5 separate regions of the Homo sapiens genome follow, and all the other regions are linked to region 2. A link is an interaction called in ENCODE POLR2A ChIA-PET data of the cell type or tissue named here. Cell type or tissue: MCF 10A. All regions are shown on one strand.

Region 1 (4,000 bases), 110 kb before region 2:
AGTTTTACTATGATGTACTTAGATGTAGTTTTCTTAGTACAGTCATGCATCATATAACCATGTTTCAGTCAATGACAGACCACTTACACATCAGAGGTCCTATAAGATTGTAATGGAGCATAAATAGAAACCTGATGTACGGCACTTGATGTTGGCATTACAAATCAAATAGGGGAAATGATTGATATTCAGTATTGGTGCTGAGACATTTGGTTTTTCATATGAAGCATATATATATGTGTGTGTGTGTGTGTGTGTAACTAAAAATATGTATACATCCAGTTTTATGTAAGTACACACTAACACACTCTGAGGTTCACACAATGACAAAATTGCCTAATGATATATTTCTCAGAGCCTATCCTGTCATTAAGTGACACATGACTGTATTTATCCTGCTTGGTGTTTTTAGCACTTTTTAAACTGTGGCTTGTTACCTTTCAGTAGTTGTGGAAACTTCTTGGCTATCGTCTCTTTGAACACTGTTCCTACCTATTCTCATTCTCCTCTCCTGGAATTTTGAATACATACATAGTGGACCTTTCATCATGTAACCTTACATCTCTTATGTTTCTTTTTGTATGTTTCTGTATGTACCATTTATAAACAAAACAAAACTATTTCAATCTGGTTATTTCCTCTGACTGATCTTCCAGTTCATTAATTCCTTTTTCAGCTTTCTGTCACTTACTATTATATTCATTCATTAATTTCTTAATTTCAGTTCAAGCATTTTTCAGTTGTAGAATGTCCACTTTCTTCTTTTTACAGGTTCAAGTTCTCTGCTGAGGGTTTCCACATAGCCATCTAATTTCTTGGATTTATTAATCACATATATTTTAAACTAAATATCTGATAAATCCTGTGAGGCTGTTCCTTTCTCTGTTGATTTCTCTCAGTTTTCTGTTATGTGTTCATGTCTCCTGGTGTATGAAGTAATTTGCAATTAAACACAAAGCATTTTGTATAAAAATTGTTGAGACAATTTGCAGCTCTGTATGTTTTGAAGTCAGTTGGTTTGGAATGACTTGCCTATGCAGATATTGGGGTGATTAGAGTCTGAGTTTCAGTACCTGTGAGGCTGTTCTCCCAAGTATAGCTCTCTGAGCACCCCAGTGGAAAGCCTGTGCTCTTTACCAGCACCTCTTTTCTTTGGAGAGTCCTTCACTCCAATTTTGTTCCTGCTCCCTGCAAGACATGCAGAAGTTTCTTAGCTTCTCAGCATCTTTCTGAGAAACATAAAATGCCTTGAGGAGAAAAATAAAGTAATGGACATATGTCAGACTTATCTCACTTCTCACTTCTTTTTAACTTTCCTTTTTTCCCCAAGATATTGGCTCCTCAAGTCCTTGCTACTTTGGTTTGATGTCTCCAAACACACACACACACACACACACACACACACACACACACACACACACAGAGAGAGAGAGAGAAGTGATTTAAAATTGTTAATTTTTCTCTGTGTGAGTGTTAATTTGTAACACACTATTCCACCACCATCGATGGAGGTAGTAATCTTTCAAAACCTACTTTCCACAAACCAAATAAATAACTCCACCTAACTTTAGGGCAGGCAACCTGGTATGCTTCTGAGAACCAGTTCTGTGAACACACAGATCATGCTTATGATTTCAGCCAGTGCATCAATTTAAACTAAAAGTTTAAGATGTTTATTTTTCCTCATTTTATTATTTCTCTTATTTGTTCTATAGTCATCTTAATCTGTGTAAGAAATACTGAAGCTGTCCAAAAGTTCAAATTTGAACCCAATGCTGAATTTAAAGGTGTTGCCCCAAAAAACATTAGGTAAACATGCAAGGATCGTCACTGTTAACCTGTTACGCAATATGACCTGGTCCCCAGGCTACATAATTTTAGAGTCATTCTTTACATTTCAAGCTCTGCAAGCACTTGGAGAAGTGGTGTTCTGTGGACTCTTACTTCTTCCTGACTTTTTGATGTTCTCTTTTGTCAATGTGACCAACCAATTTTGAATCAGAGCTACTGGCATCTTTAGAATGACATGTATGGTGGCTCAGAACTGTACCCTTTAAAACTCAGCTCCAGTAAAGGGAGATTCTGAGCATTTTAAGATGTTGGAAATTGAGTTGCATCCTGCATTAAAGGCATTTCTTCTTTATATAAACTGTAGGATTCTGTTAAGACAGAAATGGGGAGAGCTAATGGGCTATTCTGAAAGAACTACCCATTAAATTGTAAAGTACGGTATGTTTTAAAGTGACAAACCCAAGAGCTGAAAATGACTCTTTGATCTTTAAAAGGCTCATAAACGGTGGCAGCGTACTCACAGACCTATATTTATGTATTCAAATATTGGGAGGAAATCCAAGTAGAGTCTCAAGACTGCGGGACTTTGCAATTTAGACAAAAAGAGGCCAGGGAGGAGGGCAATTAAATCAAACTTTTTACAGCATAAAGCAAGCTTTCTTCCCTCCTTGTTAATCAATGAACTAGAATCTTGGTAAGGGCTTGCTTTTTAAGTGGGGTTTGAGCCAATCTTTACACAGATGTGAGGTATTTGTGAAGAAAGAAAGAGACAATTGAAACCACAACCAATAGTGTTTTGTTTTTGAATTAAATCTGTGGTTGGTGCCATTCTGTTTTACTTTGATGAAGGGTCTCTAACCATCTCCTACTCCTCAGTGCCCACAAACATATATCCCCGTTGCCTGGTATTGAAACCATTAGCCACATCCGGAAGGGCTAATCTATGGACAACATGCCTATAGCCTCTGTTTCATGGAACAACCCGAGAGGGCTCATAAACAACTGCAGGGACATTGTAAGGGCTTTGAGGATGGCGGTTGTTAAGAAACATTCAAAGAAAGTCAGATCACCATGTGACTTACACTGATGAATACTTTCAGCCTCAACGGCACGTTGGCGTTTTCCTCTGACCCAAATGATGCAACAGAAATAAATTCTACCTTGCATACAAGAACCACAGGCACTGGAATGTGGAATCCGAAGCTTTTCTACCTGGTTCCCCTGGTGACCACAGGTATTTAATGGTCACATTACAGATTAGTTTATGGGATTCCAAGAGGACTATGGACCAGAGCAAACTCAGTTGATCCAAAATTGAGTTTTGATCATGTTAGCAGTCTACTTCAACCAAATTTTGTGGATAATGACAAAATAAATATGCATTCTTTAACCACCTAAGCTAATAAACAGAACAACTGAATCCCAGAATTCCCCCGTCACTCCCCCTCTGCTACCAAATGTAAACTAGGATCCTAAATTTTGTGTTAATCATTTCCCTAGATTTTTAAAAGTATCTAGATATGCTTGCATAAAAAATACATCATTTAGTTTTGTTTGCTTTTGAAGTTTATATAAATGGAATCATACTCTGTGTGCTCTTCTGATTTTTTCACCATAACTTATCTTGCCGTATGTAATGGTAGTCCATTTTTTTTTTTTTTTTTTTTTGAGACAGAGTTTTGCTCTTGTCTCCCAGGCTGGAGTGCACTGGCGTGATCTCAGCTCACTGCAGCCTCCGCCTCCCAGGTTCAAGTGATTCTCCTGCCTCAGCCTCCTGAGTAGCTGGGATTACAGACACCCACCACCACACCCAGCTAATTTTTGTATTTTTAGTAGAGACAGGGTTTTACTATATTGGCCAGGCTGGTCTGGAACTCCTGACCTCAGGTGATCCACCTGCCTTGGCCTCCCAAAGTACTGGGATTACAGGCATGAGCCACTGTGCCCAGCCCATTCCTGTTTATCTCTATATACTATTCCACTGCAAGAACGTAACACAACTTATTATCTATTCTTCTGTTGTGGACATTTGGGTTGTTTCCACTTTTTGCTAGTACAAGTGCTGCTGTAAGCATTTGCATACATCTTCGGGTACACATGAAAGGAGTTTGTGAAGTATTTTTCTAGCAGTGGAAAACACTACTAGAAATAGTCTTAGGGATATACTAGGACTTATTATAAGTGTGTGTTCAGTTTTTTAGGAGTAATG
Region 2 (4,000 bases):
AAGTCTTACTATTTTATTTCCTGATCCTTTCATCTGAGGAAGACAAAATGGTTTGGGTGTTAATCCAGCGGTAGGGGCAGCAGTAAGTTAGCAGACGGGCTGTCTCTGCCGGGCTGGGTTATAACTTTTCCTACTTTGTATCAAAGCTAAGGCCCCTGCCAGGGAGGTCCCGACCGGCTCCCAGTGGATATCTTTGGGGACACCCTGATGTTTTCAGCCCTCCTGGGAGGCCGCCCCAGAAAGCTGAGACGAGTGCCTCCCGAGGGTCGCCACGGCAACACAGCATCCCCCACATCCCAAGCTAGGAAGACCGACCCGGGGCTGCGGGGGCCCCTTTCCAGAATCCGGCCCCGCCCGCCTGGCCGCTGCCCTCGCGGATCTCCCCCGGCCTCGCCGGCCTCCGCCTGTCCTCCCACCACCCTCTCCGGGCCAGTACCTTGAAAGCGATGGGCAGGGTCTTGTTGCAGCGCCAGTGCGTAGGCAGCACGGAGCAGAGGAAGTTGGGGCTGTCGGTGCGCACCAGCTCGCCCGGGTGGTCGGCCAGCACCTCCACCATGCTGCGGTCGCCGCTCCTCAGCTTGCCGGCCAGGGCAGCGCCGGCGTCCGGGGCGCCCAGCGGCAACGCCTCGCTCATCTTGCCTGGGCTCAGCGCGGTGGAAGGCGGCGTGAAGCGGCGGCTCGTGCTGGCATCTACGGGGATACGCATCACAACAAGCCGATTGAGTTAGGACCCTGCAAACAGCTCCTACCAGACGGCGACAGGGGCGCGGATCTTCAGCAAGCAGCTCCCGGGAGACCAACATACACGTTCAGGGGCCTTTATTACTGCGGGGGGTGGGGGGGGGCGGGGGTGGTTAGGGGAGGAGGGAGACTAAGTTACTAACAGTCCAGGAGGGGAAAACGTTCTGGTTCTGCGGATCGGCCTCTGACCCAGGATGGGCTCCTAGCAACCGATTGCTTAGTGCATTAAAAAGTGGAGACTATCTTCCACGAATCTTGCTTGCAGAGGTTAAGTTCTGTCTTTGGCTGTTAGAAAAGTTCCTGAAGGCAAAATTCTCATACACTTCCTAAAATATTTATGCGAAGAGTAAAACGATCAGCAAACACATTATTTGGAAGTTCCAGTAGTTAATGCCTGTCAGTTTTTTGCAGGTGAGTTTTGTCTAAAGTCCCAACAGAACACAATTATCTCCCGTAACAAGGCCACTTTTATCATGCAAAACTGGCTTCAGTCCCGAAAAGCAAGAGCTGAGACTTCCAAAGGTAGTGCTACTAATGTATGTGCACGTATATATAAATATATACATATGCTCTACTTCATAAAATATTTACAATACAATCTGTGGAGAATTTAAACACAACAGAAATCCATTAATGTACGCTGCAGATTTTTTTAAGTAGCCTTGAAAATCAGCTTCAGTAGTTGGAGCAGTGCTGAGCTAGAAGTACTTGTCATGTTCTCTGTTCTCTCAATGAATTCTGTCAAAACGCTCAGTGCAGAAAATTCAGCGTTTCAGAGATCTTCAGCTAATCTTAAAACAACAATCATAAGAAGGCCCAGTCGATGACACTCAGGGTTCTACAGCTCTCCCACATCTGTGAACTCGGGTTTGGGGATGTTGGTTAAGTTTGTGGCTGGTCCTCTGGTTTGTTGGGAGTTGAGCAGCCGCAGAGTCACACACATGCAAACACGCACTCTTCGGAAGGCAGCCACTGTCTACATCAGCTGGGTGACTCAGCCCTGACTCGGGCAGCAGCGAGACGATACTCCTCCACCGTCGCCCAGCACCCGCCGGTTAGCTGCTCCGAGGCACGAACACCCACGAGCGCCGCGTAACCGCAGCAGGTGGAGCGGGCCTTGAGGGAGGGCTCCGCGGCGCAGATCGAAACAGATCGGGCGGCTCGGGTTACACACGCACGCACATCCTGCCACGCACACTGCCACGCACACGCAACTTCACGGCTCGCCTCGGACCACAGAGCACTTTCTCCCCCTGTTGTAAAAGGAAAACAATTGGGGAAAAGTTCGCAGCCAGGAAAGAAGTTGAAAACATCCAGCCAAGAAGCCAGTTAATTCAAAAGGAAGAAAGGGGAAAAACAAAAAAAAACAACAAAAAAAGGAAGGTCCAACGCAGGCCAAGGAGAAGCAGCAGAGGTTGACTTCCTTCTGGCGTCCCTAGGAGCCCCGGAAAGAAGTGCCTGGCGGCGCAGGGCCGGGCAGCGTGGTGCCCTGGCTGGGTCCGGCCGCGGGGCGCCCGTCCCGCCCGCGCCCGCTGGCTCTATGAATGAGAGTGCCTGGAAATGAACGTGCTTTTACTGTAAGCCCGGCCGGAGGAATTCCATTCCCTCAGCTCGTTTGCATAGGGGCGGCCGGCGGCCAATCACAGGCCTTTCCGGTATCAGCCAGGGCGCGGCTCGCCGCCGCCGGCTCCTGGAATTGGCCCGCGCGCCCCCGCCGCCGCGCCGCGCGCTACTGTACGCAGCCCGGGCGGGGAGTCGGAGGCCACCCCCGCGCCCCGCATCCAAGCCTGCATGCTGGCCCGGGGCCCCGCCCGCGTGCGGACCCCTTTCCGCAGCCACACGCAGGCTTGTGCGGCTCCGCGAGTGGCCACGGTCCGGAGACCTGGAAAAAGAAAGCAGGCCCCGCCGGCCCGAGGAGGACCCGGCCGGCGCGCCGCACCCGGAGAGGCCCGGCCCCGCGAGCCGCTGCAGGCAGGCGCAGTGGCCGCCACGAGGCTCCCGAACCGGGCTGCAGCCCGCGGACGGCCCCAGATCCTGCGCGGCCGCCCAGGGCCAGGCCTCCGCTTCCAGGGCGGGGGTGCGATTTGGCCGCGGGGCCCGGGGGAGCCACTCCGCGCTCCTGCACCGTCCGGCTGGCAGCTGCGGCGAAGCGGCGCTGATTCCTTGCATGAGGCCGGACGGCGTCCGCGCGTGCCGTTTGCTCTCAGCGTCTTCCCTTGGGTCGGTTTCTGTAATGGGTGTTTTTTACCGCTGCGCCCGGGCCGCGGCTCGATCCCTCCGCGCGTCTCACTTGCTGCGTGCGTCAGCGGCCAGCGAAGAGTTTCCTAGTCAGGAAAGACCCCAAGAACGCGCGGCTGGAAGGAAAGTTGAAAGCAGCCACGCGGCTTGCTCCCGGGCCTTGTAGCGCCGGCACCCGCAGCAGCCGGACAGCCTGCCCGGGCCCCGCGTCTCCCCTCCGGCTCCCCGGAAGCGGCCCCCGCTCCTCTCCCCGCCCCCGTGCGCTCGAGCGGCCCCAGGTGCGGAACCCACCCCGGCTTCGCGTGCGGGCGGCCGCTTCCCCCTGCGCCGGTCCCCGCGGTGCTGCGGGCATTTTCGCGGAGCTCGGAGGGCCCCGCCCCCGGTCCGGCGTGCGCTGCCAACTCCGACCCCGCCCGGCGGGGCTCCCTCCCAGCGGAGGCTGCTCCCGTCACCATGAGTCCCTCCACGCCCTCCCTGCCGGGCCCTGCACCTCCCGGGGCCTCTCATCCACCCCGGGGCTGCAACCCAGTCCCCGGATCCCGGCCCCGTTCCACCGCGGGCTGCTTTGTGGTCCCCGCGGAGCCCCTCAATTAAGCTCCCCGGCGCGGGGGTCCCTCGCCGACCTCACGGGGCCCCTGACGCCCGCTCCTCCCTCCCCCAGGGCTAGGGTGCTGTGGCCGCTGCCGCGCAGGGACTGTCCCCGGGCGTTGCCGCGGGCCCGGACGCAGGAGGGGGCCGGGGTTGACTGGCGTGGAGGCCTTTCCCGGGCGGGCCCGGACTGCGCGGAGCTGTCGGGACGCGCCGCGGGCTCTGGCGGACGCCAGGGGGCAGCAGCCGCCCTCCCTGGACGCCGCGCGCAGTCCCCGGAGCTCCCGGAACGCCCCCGACGGCGCGGGGCTGTGCGGCCCGCCTCGTGGCCTTCGGGTCGCCCGGGAAGAACTAGCGTTCGAGGATAAAAGACAGGAAGCCGCCCCAGAGCCCACTTGAGCTGGAACGGCCAAGGCGCGTTTCCGAGGTTCCA
Region 3 (4,000 bases), 53 kb before region 2:
ATTGCATCTTACAGCGCTTTAGTAATTGCCAGCTAGCCCCATGGGCTGGGGGGACCTGCATTCTCTATTGATTTGCAAATAACACCCTTGATGTGATGACATCCATACATTTCAACTATTTCTTAATAATAAAAAAACACTAGATACAAAACCCACAAATAATCTGGCAATAGCGAGAACTTGAAACATCCCATCTTCACTTTGCTTGACGTGTGTGTGTGTGTGTGTCTGCGTGTGTGTCTTCAAGCCTAATGGGTAGGTAAAAAAATAGCATAGCCAAAGCTAACTCTTAAAAAATTCAAGAGAGCTATCTATCCAATATGGATATCCATACCCAGAGCTCCTCGTATCCTCTGTAGCAGTGCTTTTCCTTGTGGGGATCTGGTTACAATGCAGATCTGACTCGGTGGGTCTGGGGTGGGTGGGGCCCAAGACTCTGCATTTCCAACAGCTCCCAGGTGGTGCTGTTGGTTCGAGGCCTTTCTCTGAGCATCAAGGGGAAACCCCAGTTGGTCTGGGAAGGTGTGTGCACATGGGGGCCAGTTGTGGGTGGTGGCCCAGGTGCAGGAGAGGCGGGCAGTGGGCTCCATCTGGTACTTACCCTGCATCTGACTCTGAGGCTGAGGGTTAAAGGCAGTGGAGTGGTTCAGGGAGGCACGAGGGTTGGGCGTGGGGGCTGGGTGGTGTGGGCTGACCCTCATGGCTGTGCGCCGCAGCTGCTCCAGTTCACTGAGCCGCTCGGAAAAGGACAAGCTCCCGGGCTTGGTCTGATCATCTAGTTTCTGCCGATGTCCTATTGTGGGGAGCAGGGAGGGGAGGGGATGGGGGGAGGGAAGGAGGGAGGGAAGAGATCAGAAAAAGTATTGTGGATTTCCTAAAACTGGGGCTTTTCTTGTCTTTCCCCTCTCTCTCCCCTCACCCCAACATAGACTCGCTAGAGATATGCCAGCTGAATTTGGGGCCACTGTCCTCTCAGCAGAATGGGCCCCCTTTCACCGCCTCGGCCACAGAGTGCTCCCCCAGTCTGGGCCTTGGCACCCTCCCCAACCCTCTACACCCACTTCCAATGGGCACAACTCACTGAGATACAGAACTTGGCGGTGGTGGTGATGCCGGGAGGGAAAGAGGCGCATTAATTGTTGGCACATGGCCACATGCCAGGGGCTATGCTGTGGCAGCCAGGAAAGGTGGCCTCCCAGGGGCATCAGAACGGCTGTTCCTTACTGCAAACCCAGCCACTGGCACGTTTTAGAGGCGGCAAAGTGGGCCCCGCAGCTTAGTGGTAGGGCCCCTTCCAAGAGGAAATGAGGCGTGGCTGCAAACCCACAGCCTCTGGGGAGGTCCCATTTCCAGGTACACGCAGGGCATCCTCAGCCCCTCAGCCCCTCTCCCTCTCCCTCTCCTCACAGGCTTTTCACAAGCATTCCTTCTTCCCTGAAGCCGACTCCCCCATGTACCCCTAAGGAGGAGTTGACAGGAAGGCCTCGCCTGTGTCTTGTCCAATATTCCCAGCAGAATAGGCCCACTGGAGCCCAGAGGTAGCTACAGCCTATCTGGTGAGCTTCCCCAGGGGGCTCAGGACTGGTGGGATGGGATGATGGGCCCCTCAGTGTCTATATAGGGTGGGATGGTGGGCCCCTCAGTGTCTATATAGATAGCAAGTGTCCTCATCATGCTCTTCACCAAAACAACCGTCACCAGGAAGCAGCAAGCAGAGGCCACTCATGGGGGACTGGGGCCTACGGTTTTCTCAAAATGTCCTTAAACCAGAGCCAGTCCTGTCGTGCAAAGCTGAGGCTCCAAGGTAGGGAGGTAGCCACAGGAGGCCTGGGCCATTCATTTCTCTTTTAAAGACAATGGCCTCCTGCTGCTTCCTCAGCCTTATGGTTCCAATAAAGAGTCCTTGATCGATTGCACAACCTCTGTTCCCTATTGCCAAATGTCCCCAAAGCCAGACTGAGAAACAGCCTGCCCGCTGCCCCCATAAAGTGCTATTTCACATGCCCTGACCCAATCCTAGACTAGAAAGAGGCCCCCTTGATTCCACTCCCGCAGCCTGGGGTAAGAGCAGACCACGAGAAGTGCACTGTAGTCCAGCTCCCAATGGCTACAATTATAAAATTAAATGGTATAACTTGCATGATGGCTGCAAATCTCCATGGCTGGCCATTTCTTCCTGCTGCCAGGCCCCTTGGCACAGTTGACATTGTCTCAAATTCCAGACCAGAAAAAAAGGGCCCACTATATTGCAGTGATTTTATCATTAACGAGACCTGTTTGGCTCCAAAATGAGGAAAAACACTTAAGCATAATATTTATGTAGTTCAAATGCAATGGCCCCTCTTGTCATGTGTCACCAAGGCAAATCTGGACTCTGATTCAGCGCTCCAGCCCACAACAGGAGACTTGAACGCAAACAGCCTGAGTCACGCAGGCTCAGCATGCATGTGGGAGGCCTGTTCTTGGCTGCGTATTTTAAGCACCGGCTTTGTGGATGAAAGGCCATGGGGCCAGGTCTTGCAGCAACCCCCATCATCCCTTTCCCTCAGAAGTATGAAAATGTCTTTTTTCTAGAGCGCTCTGTGTTGGTCAGCCATGGTGTGACTCAGTGCCTCTGGATGAAGCCTTCCTTAGCTCCTCCCTCCTCTTATCTCTGCCATAGATCCTTGGCTTCCTGATGATCAAACTGAAAAATCTGCAGTTTTCTTGCAGAAAAACAAACAATTCCAATGGAACAACCATTCAAAACATAATAACTCAGCCCTTTAACCTCCTACCACAGTCTAATGCCTGGCATTACGAGTTGGGGTAAAGAAGAAGGCAGGAACAATGATTGTGGAGAGCTCTATCTGCCTCAGAAATAATGCCAGTCGGCAAAGGCTGCCGGCAGGTTTTGTGCTCATTTCAAAACTTCACATTCCTCAGGCACTTAGTGGCATTTTTGAAGAACACTGTGTCAAGGACAGTGGGTGACCCAGGAGAGTGATGTGAGCGAGGTCATTCTGAATACACAGCACTTGACGTGGTAGAGTCTACAGCCACAGCTTGGAAAAACAGCTCTTGGCAGTTGTGTCTCTCTTAGCCAGCAAGCGTGGGGACCTGTGCCACGGAGACACCCAACAGGAATCATCATTCCAGGTAAGCCAGTCCTGTGGTCAGGCACAACGTGAGGTATTTTTTGTTTGTTTGTTTCTTTGTTTTTTATTTTAATTAGTCCCCCTCATTACTATATACTTAGAAATGAGAGCTTTAACTTGTGAGCAATTTCTATACCAGCTGATACCTGCCAAAATTGTAGTCATTTATAGAGATTAACTGATGACTGTCTGCTTTAGCAGAAGTGTTCAGGCATAACTCTCAGAGAAAACAATTCTTCACTCTAAGCTGTTTTCTAAGCCCTGGGAGTCTCAGGGCTGAGTTTAATGCTGGAGGATTGGGGAAGAGCCCATTCCACTCTCCCCACGTGTGTTCCTGGGAGTCAGTAGGAACGTTATTGCCTTGGTAGGGGTCTTGACCCTCAGGCTCACAATGGTGCTGGAGAGCTGTGACACCAAGGCACAGGGGAAATGAGAAGCATTATCATATTCAGGGTGTGGTTTGGATGCACTTACAAGCTAGATCGAAGGAACATCTAATTCTTACTTTCTGAAACCATCAGACCTCATGTGCCAAATAGCAATATTTTGCATGAAATATAGGAACTTCCGATATAAACTTTCAAGCTGGGGAAAATGAATACTTTATGTCTTCAGTTTCCTGTATCTGTGTTCAGTTAAAAGGCTCATTTGCCCCCCGAATGTTAAATAGAGGAGTATGGAAAATGTCTACTATCCAATTCACTTTTCTTCTTTCTCACTGAGTACCGGGCTTTAGAGGGCAACAGGGAATTCGACCCTGGGTCAAGCCCTTGGGTAGAACCAGGATGCAGCTCTGAACACCTGCATGCTGGCAGCTTGGCTTCTTCAGCATGTTTGGAATCAACTGTGAATGTTTACAGGGC
Region 4 (4,000 bases), 81 kb before region 2:
CATCCAAGAACTGTGAGAAAGTTTCAAAAGATGTAATGTGTAATTGGAATACCAGATGGAGAAGAAAAAGAAAACAGTGGAAGAAATACTTGAAGTATTAATGGCTATGAATTTTCCAAAATTAATGACAGATACCAAACCACAGATCCAGAAAGCTCAGAGAACACCAAGCATAATAAATACCAAATCTACACCCAGGCATATCATATTTAAACTGCAAAAAACCAAAGAGAAGAGAAAATCTTGAAAGAAGCTAGAGAGGGGGAAAAGCCAACACCTTATCCATAGAGGAAAAAGGATAAGAATTACATTATCTTTCTCTTCAGAAACCATGCAAACACAAAGAAAGGAGAATACATGAAGTGTTGCAACAAAAAAGCTACCAAACTATTATTCTGCATTCAGCAAAATTATCCTTCAAATTCAAAGAAATAAGGATATTTTCTGACAAACAAAACTGGAATAATTCATTGCCAGCTGACCTGCCCTATGAGAAATGTCAAAAAGAACTGCATAAAAAAGGAAGAGCATTAGAAAAGTACTATATTAAGGTAAAATTAAGTTTTATTTTTCTTAACTGATCTGAAAGATAACTGTTTACAATAATAGTAACAAAGTATTGAGTGATTATAGCATGTGGATAAATGAAATAAAAGGCAGTAATGATATAAACAGGAAGGAAGAAGTGGTAGTTATTTGATGCTAGATGTAGATTAGTTATACATGTACTTTTCAAACTTTAGGGCAGTAACTAAAAACATTTTTAAAAAGAATGATTAATATGCTAACAGAGGAGATAAAATGGAATCATATAAAATGTTCAGTTAAACCTATAAAAGGTAGAAAAAGAGGTGTGGGGGGAAGAATCAGGTGCAACAAATATAAAAGTTATAAATATGATTGATACTACTGCAGTTATATTAATACTTAGGTTAAATATGAATACTCTAAATGCACCAATTTAAAGACAGAGATTGGCAGTGTGGATTAAAGACAAGACCCAACTACATATTGTCTACAAGGGACCTATTTTAAATAAAAATATTTATACAGATTACAAGTAAAGGGATGGAAAAAGGTACACCATGCTAACACTGATTGAAAGAAAGCCAGAGCAGCGATGTTAATTTTATACAAAGCTGACTTCAGAGGAAGGACAATTTTCAGGGATAAAGAAGGGAATTACATGATGATAATGTGGGTGAATTCTCTAAGAAGACAGCATCTTTAATATATGTCCACCTAAAAACTGAGTGTCAAAAAACATGAGGCAAAAACTGATAGAACTACACGGAGAAATAGGTAAATACGCTATTACAATTGGAGACTTCAACAACCCTCTTTCAGTAATTGATACATCAAGCAGGCAGAAAATTAAGACACAGTTGACCTAAACGGCACTACCAGTCAACTTGATCTAATTAACATTTATGGAATACTCTAACAACAGCAGAATACACATTCTTCAGCTCACATGGAAGATTCACCAAGATAAGCCATATTCTGGGCCACAAAACACACTTTAAGATCCTTAAAAGTATAGAAAGCATACAAAGTATTTTCTCAGACCACATGGATTTAAATTAAAAAGCCAATAATAGATAACTGGAAAATCTCCAAATATTTGGAGATTAAACAACATACTTCTACATTAGACATGAGTCAAATAAAAAGTCTCAAGAGAAATTAAAAAATGTTTTGAACTAAATGAAAATACAACTTATTACAATTTTTGGATGCAGATAGAACAGTACTTAGAGGGAAATTTATAGCATTGAATACATATATTAGAAAAGAAAGATCCAGAATCAGTCACTGAAGCTTCCACCTCAGGAGACTGGAGAAAATAGCAATACAGACCTCAAGCAAGCAGAAGAGAAGAAATAATAAAAATTAGACTAGGAACCAGTGAAATTAAGTACAGGAAAATAATAGACAAAATCAATAGAACAAAATATCTTGTTCTTTGAAAAGTTCAAAACATCCCTCTTTGTCCTCGTGCTCCCCACAGGCGCTGGGAGAAGATGGATAGAGACCCCTCCCGGCCCTCCTCTGACTGTCCACTCTAGGGTCTTTTAAACACCCACCCTCAGAAGCTGGGTTTCCAACAGCACCCCTTGAGCGGTGGCACCCTTCATCCTGGGCTTGGAGAAGGTTATAGTTAGAAAGCCCCTTCCTTGATTGTGTGGCTGACATCTTTAAAACGCCAGGTCTTTCAGTCATCTCTCAGAGCTATTTAAAAATAAAAGTCACATAGACCACAGGGTTCTACCATCTATTTTTGAAAAAGGCAAATCAGCTTGGTGAACATATAAACCCTAGGGGCAGCCCTGGTTATTTCCCTGGAGGAATTTTTTCCCTCCTTCATCCTGGAGGAAGGTAGGGACGTTCCCAGGGTTCCCTCCAGATTCACCTCAGTCATGGGGAGCTGGTGTAATGCCCTCTTGGAGACCTCAGAACACACAACAGGATGTGACTCAGGACTCAGAGATGTGAGTCAGTTTCCAGGGTGATGTGTTAGGGCGAGCCCCAGTGGTGGTTTGCATCTCACTGTCTGGGACCCCTGGGAAGAAAGGCCTAGGCTCCCCTTGCAGACAAAGGGGGTGACCCCAGATGCTTCCCAGCATCACATCTGTCAGAGGTGTGTGATGTCAGGGGCCTTTCAGAGTCCCTGGGGGTGGGTGACTCTGCTCTGAAAGGGACATTTCCCTGAAAGTTCCACTGTCTTTGAGAAGCAGTGTTTCCTCTGGCCTCTGCAGCAGGGAGCAAAGCTCCGGCACAGCACAAGTAAGAAGAGCAGTCACCTATTCCTACTACAGGTACCCCCAGGTAGCAGACACCGGCTCAGCACACTGTTGCTATATCATTGAAATCCCATGATAACATGAGTCAGTCAGCACCAGCTCTGGATCCTGGAAAAAAGGGAGGTTGTGAAACAGCTCCAGGATTTGCCAACCGTTCGTCTCTGGCCGGCTGCAGACATCTTGGTTAGTCATGTGTAGCTCAGATGCATTCGTTGTTCCAGCAATTACTTTGAAGAGAAGCAGACAGACCAAGCCGGGGCAGAACCCTGCCTGGGTATGCTGTTTTAAAGGCCTCAGGTTTTGAGGGATCCCATCCTCACTGCCGACCTGCCAGCCTGGGAGGTGGCAGGCTGCCTGCGGGAAGGAAGAAGGGAGCCCTGTGTCCGCCTCTCCACCACTCCCTGCTTCCGGGACCCGTATTCATCACCTCGCCGGGGAAGCTTTGTGGCTTTGTGGTCAGGGCCCTGTGAATCAAGAATGCTGGTTCCTCACATCAGGCCGCCCCCAACCCTGCTGGTTCACCCTGGAGTCCTTTTCTTTTCAAACCTCTGTTTCCTCACCTCTAAAAATGGGGGTAACCAGGCTCACTTGCCTCACAGGTGTGAGAGTTAATTAATGTTTGTGGGGCAGCTTTGAGATCCACAGATGAAAGGTGCTCTATAAACGCAAAATGCAATTCCTCATTAGCACTGTCAGACGGTTCCCAGGGGAAACAGTTCACCCTGCACCACGAGGCTGCTACCCTCAGCCAGATGAGTCTGAGACACGTCTGGGAAAGGGCTACGTATTTAGGCAGAGTGCTTTTGGAGGGAGGGTTCAAGGATAGGTCACTAGCTTCCAGAAAAGATGGGTGTTTTTAGAACATGTCTCATTCTCAGTTGGCATCGTGTCCCTGAGGCAGAGGGAGAGTGGCCTTCAGTGCACACAGCTGGAGGGACCATAGTTCAGAGGGAACAGAAGGCACCTTCTGGTTTCTGCTGCCTCCTCCCTTGCAGACAGATTCTTTCTCTGTACTTTGTTAAATAAACATTTGTTGCAGACATCTTTTCCATAAGGATCTTCTGCACTGTGCACTTTCTGCACCTCTGCCCCCCGTATACAACTTTCCAGGCCTGAAGGAGCTCTACAGACAGGTTGGGTACATTCCTGCAACACCAGCACATCATGGATGTTTAGATTCTTCTATGGCCACCCTA
Region 5 (4,000 bases), 370 kb after region 2:
CACAGGAGGTGCAATGGGGAAGCAGGCTGCTCATAAAAATGAGTTCAGACGCTTGCTACAGACGTGACAAATACCAAGCTGATTTTTATGCAGGGAATCCTGTCTCATTTTATGTGAAAATAAGGTAATAAGACAAAAGGAGCTATAGGACTCCAATTTTAGCTTTTTTAAAAAAAACAACATAGCCATACTGATATCCTATGAATCACTACCCCTGCAGTGGAGTCATTTTTTACGGGGTGTGTGTGTGTGTGTGCGTGTGTGTGCTTGTGTGTGTGTAGGGAGAGAGAGATCCCTCTCTACCCATTAGTATAAAAGTTGGATTTCTCAACAGCTTGACAATACTGGAAACGTCTCGTCAGTGGTTACTCCATCATGATAAGTATTATTGTGTGATATTTTTTTTCTTAACAGAATGAAAACAGATGTCATTTGATATTAATGCCTAACCCCAAGTCAATGGTAACAATTTAAGAAGATACTTGAAGAAAAGAAATGAAACTGTAAATAGAATTGTTATAAAGTAAAAACTTCAGGAGTTTATTTCATCTTTTAAGAAAAATCAGTTCCATTTCTTTCTCTCTCTAGAGAGGTAGACAAACACACACAGAAATTCTTTCTCACTTGGAAAGGGTAGCGCCATTTAACTACTGTAGTCATGAGATGGTGAGGGTGGTAGCCAGGAATGGCCCTAAGTGATCAGCAGGATCAGGGAGAGAAAAAAAGCACCCTGTGAGAATGCTGAAGGGTTTGGGAAGTGTTTCTAACATTTCACCAGTCGTTTTTACTTAGCAGCTTTAGATTTTAGATTAAAACAGAGGAGAGATGAGGAAGGCAGACACCAAGATGGGGAATAACAGGGCAGGAGCAACAGAAACAAACAGACACATTCTCAAAACCCATTTGTTTCTGTTACTGGGGCTATTCTCATTCCTTTCTCTTTATACCCCATTGATACCCCGATGTCCTCTTCATTTTCCCCAGTTGTAGAATTTCAGTTGGCCTCTGACGCCATGAGAAGAAACGAACTCAGTCCAGGCCAATGCAAACGTTTTCCTACAACTCTCTCCCACTTTCCCAAACCCTCCTCCCCCAGCAGTGTCTTCTAATGGCTTCTGTACTCTTGATTTAAATCGCCCTAAATCCCATCCTCTCTTCTACTTGATCCTAATGACTAATCTGTTCTGCCAAGAAGAGATGACACTTCTTGTCAGCCCTTGCCTTCCTGTGGTCAAAATTAATTCGTTCACCCAACATTCATTAAGCACCTACCATGAGGTAGACAGTGGCAGGCAACGCCATCACAATCTCTGCCCTTGAGAAACCGCCACAACTACAGTGCTCTATCATTCTATACGAATGCAGACGGCACAATCATTCTCTTTTGAACCTAGAATATATATTTTCAAAGGTTCAGATCTAAAAAATTGTTTAATGAATTAAAGTACCTAGCAAACTCTCCTGGTCAAAAATAGCCATTTAATTTACCAAACTCTATTTAATGCAAGGATTTTATTCTTGGGAAAGGAAACTAATTCCTTTTCTATTGTGGCTTTCAGCCTGGTCTGACTATCAGAATTAGGTTTTGGATCTAATCACAAAATTAACTTGATGATAGCAAACACAAATCGTCAAATCAGATTTTTCTACCAAATAAATGCAATGGAAACAAGATCTCTCCTATCTACGGAAACCATGATCTCATGCTAGAATTTTAGGGAAATAAAGCTTGAACCCTAATGACTATTCATATCAGGAAATATTATTTCTTGTTTGTTGAAATGTCTACCTGTAAGGAACAAATCTAAGATACTTGCCTTTAAAAAGTTTAAAAAATAATTTGAAGAAAAAAAAAGGAAAATAGGTCTTGTGTCAGTGTTGAGTTAGTTCAGGTAATTATGTTTCTTTCTCCTAAAATAATCATATTTTGTAATTAAAAAACTCACAACAGCCTTTCATCGTATTTTTATACATTCCCTTCTGTGTTATTGAGAAACTTGTATAAGCTCACAAAATATAAGTATGCTCTGCTTCTCATGTATTTTTTCCTTTGGATGGTTTTGATTTGTTTTTATTGTTGCTCCATTGAGTAACTTTATAACACCATAACATTTTGTAGAAAAGGATTCCTAGATGAATGAAACCTTTCTGAAATCCTAAAAATCTTACCTTTGCCAAGCTAGCCTTACTGGCATGAAGCCTGCTCCACTTCCTGGTTCTGACCAATAATTTTCTATGCGAACGTCATCATCAAAGCTTGCAGGACAACTTGTGTGGAGCATTTCCAGATACCCGTCCTCCCCTCTGTTATTTCAGTCAACAGCTGCTCAGCCTGTTCTTCCCATCACCGTTCATGATTGCGTTAGACAAAAATCCACCTTTAAATAAACTGTGAAAACTGAGAACGGCAAAGCAACCAGTGGCAACTAAGAGGCACTCTGCTGTTATCAACCTCAGCTCACAGTCTTGGGCGCATGCCCAGCAGGACTAAATTCTCTATACAGCAAGGGAGAGTTTCAGCTGACCTGCTGTGAATGCCCCAAGTGAGTCACTGCCGTTAACTCCATCAGTGCCACTTGCTGTCTACTTGGACATTTCTGAACAGCTGCTTGGCTCTAATGTCGACCTCTAACTGGAAATATGGCCTCGTCTGACTCAGTTTCAGAAGAGAAAAAGGGGGAGGCAGAAGGGAGGAGAGAAAACACACATGCCCACTCTCAATCCAGATTGACAACTTTGTTTTTTTCTCATTGATTGTGGTAGAAATAATTGTTGATGAGGTGGAAATACTAAACCCAGTTTGTCATAGTTTCTCTATTTTGTCTCTTAATATATTCCTCATGAAGTTGGATTGGGATCTTCTACTGAAATTATACGCTGCTGTGGAAATTCACAGTCCTTAAGAGCTCACCCCATTTCCATATTTTGTTTTTAACATATCCACTGAATTTTCCAAACACAAAAGTGAATATTTCTTTTATTCTAAAAATGTTGTTCATAATATTGAGAATCCATTTAGAATCAATCAACATTTTTGGAGTACTTGTTAGAACAGACTTCTGGGGTAGACATTAAAAAGGATTCTGAGAAATATCAGACATGCTTCCTGGATTCAAGAATTTATAATAAAATGAAGAGAAAAGGCCTTGTTCAAACAGATGGCCCAGGAACAAGATGAGACAGTGTGCACAGAAGTGTCACATGCCTGCTACAGCTACTAGAATCTGTGAGAGCTCAGAGAAAGGCTCTGGGCTGGTGGCTTTAAATCCAGAATGATGGTAACTGATACTAACAACTGAAGTGAAATTGACTTCATAAACATGGACGATGTGTCATAGCTGGGCATGCAGCCCAAGTGTCTAAGTTGAAGACTGAAAAATGCTCACATGGCCTCAGTATTTCATTTCAGCAAAAATCCGTGATTTATATGTGTATTGTTGTATGCACAGGCACATGTACACATGTTTTTAAACTCTTATATTGCCAGAGACACTGAGGAATTGATCATGTACTTATTCTCCTGGGATCATTTACTATTGTGTGGACAGTGAACAAGCACCAAGCCGGGTTTCTGGAGTTTAACCCAAAGAAAGACAAATAGATGAAATAGCATAAGGCTTCTTCCATTTTGAAGGTATCTTCTACCTGCTGTTTTTATTTCTTGAAAGGAGATTTCAGAGGAGAATAAAGATAGGTTAATTCTTAGTTTTATGATGATAATAATATAACTATAGATTTTCTAACAGCATTTCAGCATTTGTAAAGATTTTTCTTGAACAGTAAACAGAGGAATGTTATTCCATGATCATTGGTGCTTTGAGTTAATTTAGCTCTCTGCATTATTTACTCCACTTGACTGCAGTTTGAAGTTGAAGAGAGCATGGTCTCCGGTGCTTGGATAATGCTTCCTATGGAATATGTGAGTAGACTTAGTTACTCTTAAAGTCATCAAATGAGATTGGACCACAAATATAATACAAAAAATAATCTCAAGGTTTTA

What was found. Peaks named below come from ENCODE experiments on the same cell type or tissue, not always from the same donor. Only the 100,000 strongest peaks of a DNase experiment are listed, where the experiment ranks them.
Region 1: POLR2A ChIA-PET joins it to region 2 with 11 read pairs; 8 of 35 experiments call an interaction of 5 or more read pairs at or near these places.
Region 3: POLR2A ChIA-PET joins it to region 2 with 22 read pairs; 18 of 35 experiments call an interaction of 5 or more read pairs at or near these places.
Region 4: POLR2A ChIA-PET joins it to region 2 with 118 read pairs; 16 of 35 experiments call an interaction of 5 or more read pairs at or near these places.
Region 5: POLR2A ChIA-PET joins it to region 2 with 45 read pairs; 8 of 35 experiments call an interaction of 5 or more read pairs at or near these places.

Annotation. Positions count from the first base shown.
Region 1 is chr21:34,773,089-34,777,088 of GRCh38, forward strand. The region is part of intron 1 of LINC01426 (long intergenic non-protein coding RNA 1426); the gene reads left to right. Among named protein-coding and RNA genes, the nearest start is that of LINC01426, 29 kb to the left of the region's middle. In MCF 10A, no CTCF peak of the experiment used is centred here; no DNase peak of the experiment used is centred here.
Region 2 is chr21:34,886,407-34,890,406 of GRCh38, forward strand. RUNX1 (RUNX family transcription factor 1) reads right to left here. Exons shown (of 9, transcript NM_001754.5): 4 at 437-690. Among named protein-coding and RNA genes, the nearest start is that of RUNX1-AS1, 52 kb to the left of the region's middle. RefSeq lists enhancers at 1-219, 220-991, 536-645, 656-795, 1,382-1,471 and 2 more and silencers at 2,142-2,821, 3,122-3,921. In MCF 10A, a CTCF peak has its summit at 3,806 (motif pointing right); DNase peaks (open chromatin) are centred at 1,725, 2,345, 3,015, 3,435 and 1 weaker place.
Region 3 is chr21:34,833,809-34,837,808 of GRCh38, forward strand. It overlaps RUNX1 (RUNX family transcription factor 1), which reads right to left. Exons shown (of 9, transcript NM_001754.5): 7 at 602-793. RUNX1-AS1 (RUNX1 antisense RNA 1) reads left to right here and starts at 2,505. Exons shown (of 2, transcript NR_186614.1): 1 at 2,505-3,138. RefSeq lists an enhancer at 1,989-3,188. In MCF 10A, no CTCF peak of the experiment used is centred here; DNase peaks (open chromatin) are centred at 1,933 and 2,483.
Region 4 is chr21:34,805,215-34,809,214 of GRCh38, forward strand. The region is part of intron 7 of RUNX1 (RUNX family transcription factor 1); the gene reads right to left. Among named protein-coding and RNA genes, the nearest start is that of RUNX1-AS1, 29 kb to the right of the region's middle. RefSeq lists enhancers at 2,056-3,255, 2,769-2,838, 3,117-3,627, 3,142-3,641, 3,455-3,523 and a cis regulatory region at 3,475. In MCF 10A, no CTCF peak of the experiment used is centred here; DNase peaks (open chromatin) are centred at 2,457, 2,957, 3,227 and 3,577.
Region 5 is chr21:35,254,296-35,258,295 of GRCh38, forward strand. No RefSeq gene overlaps it. Among named protein-coding and RNA genes, the nearest start is that of RUNX1, 210 kb to the left of the region's middle. In MCF 10A, no CTCF peak of the experiment used is centred here; DNase peaks (open chromatin) are centred at 256, 2,476 and 3,336.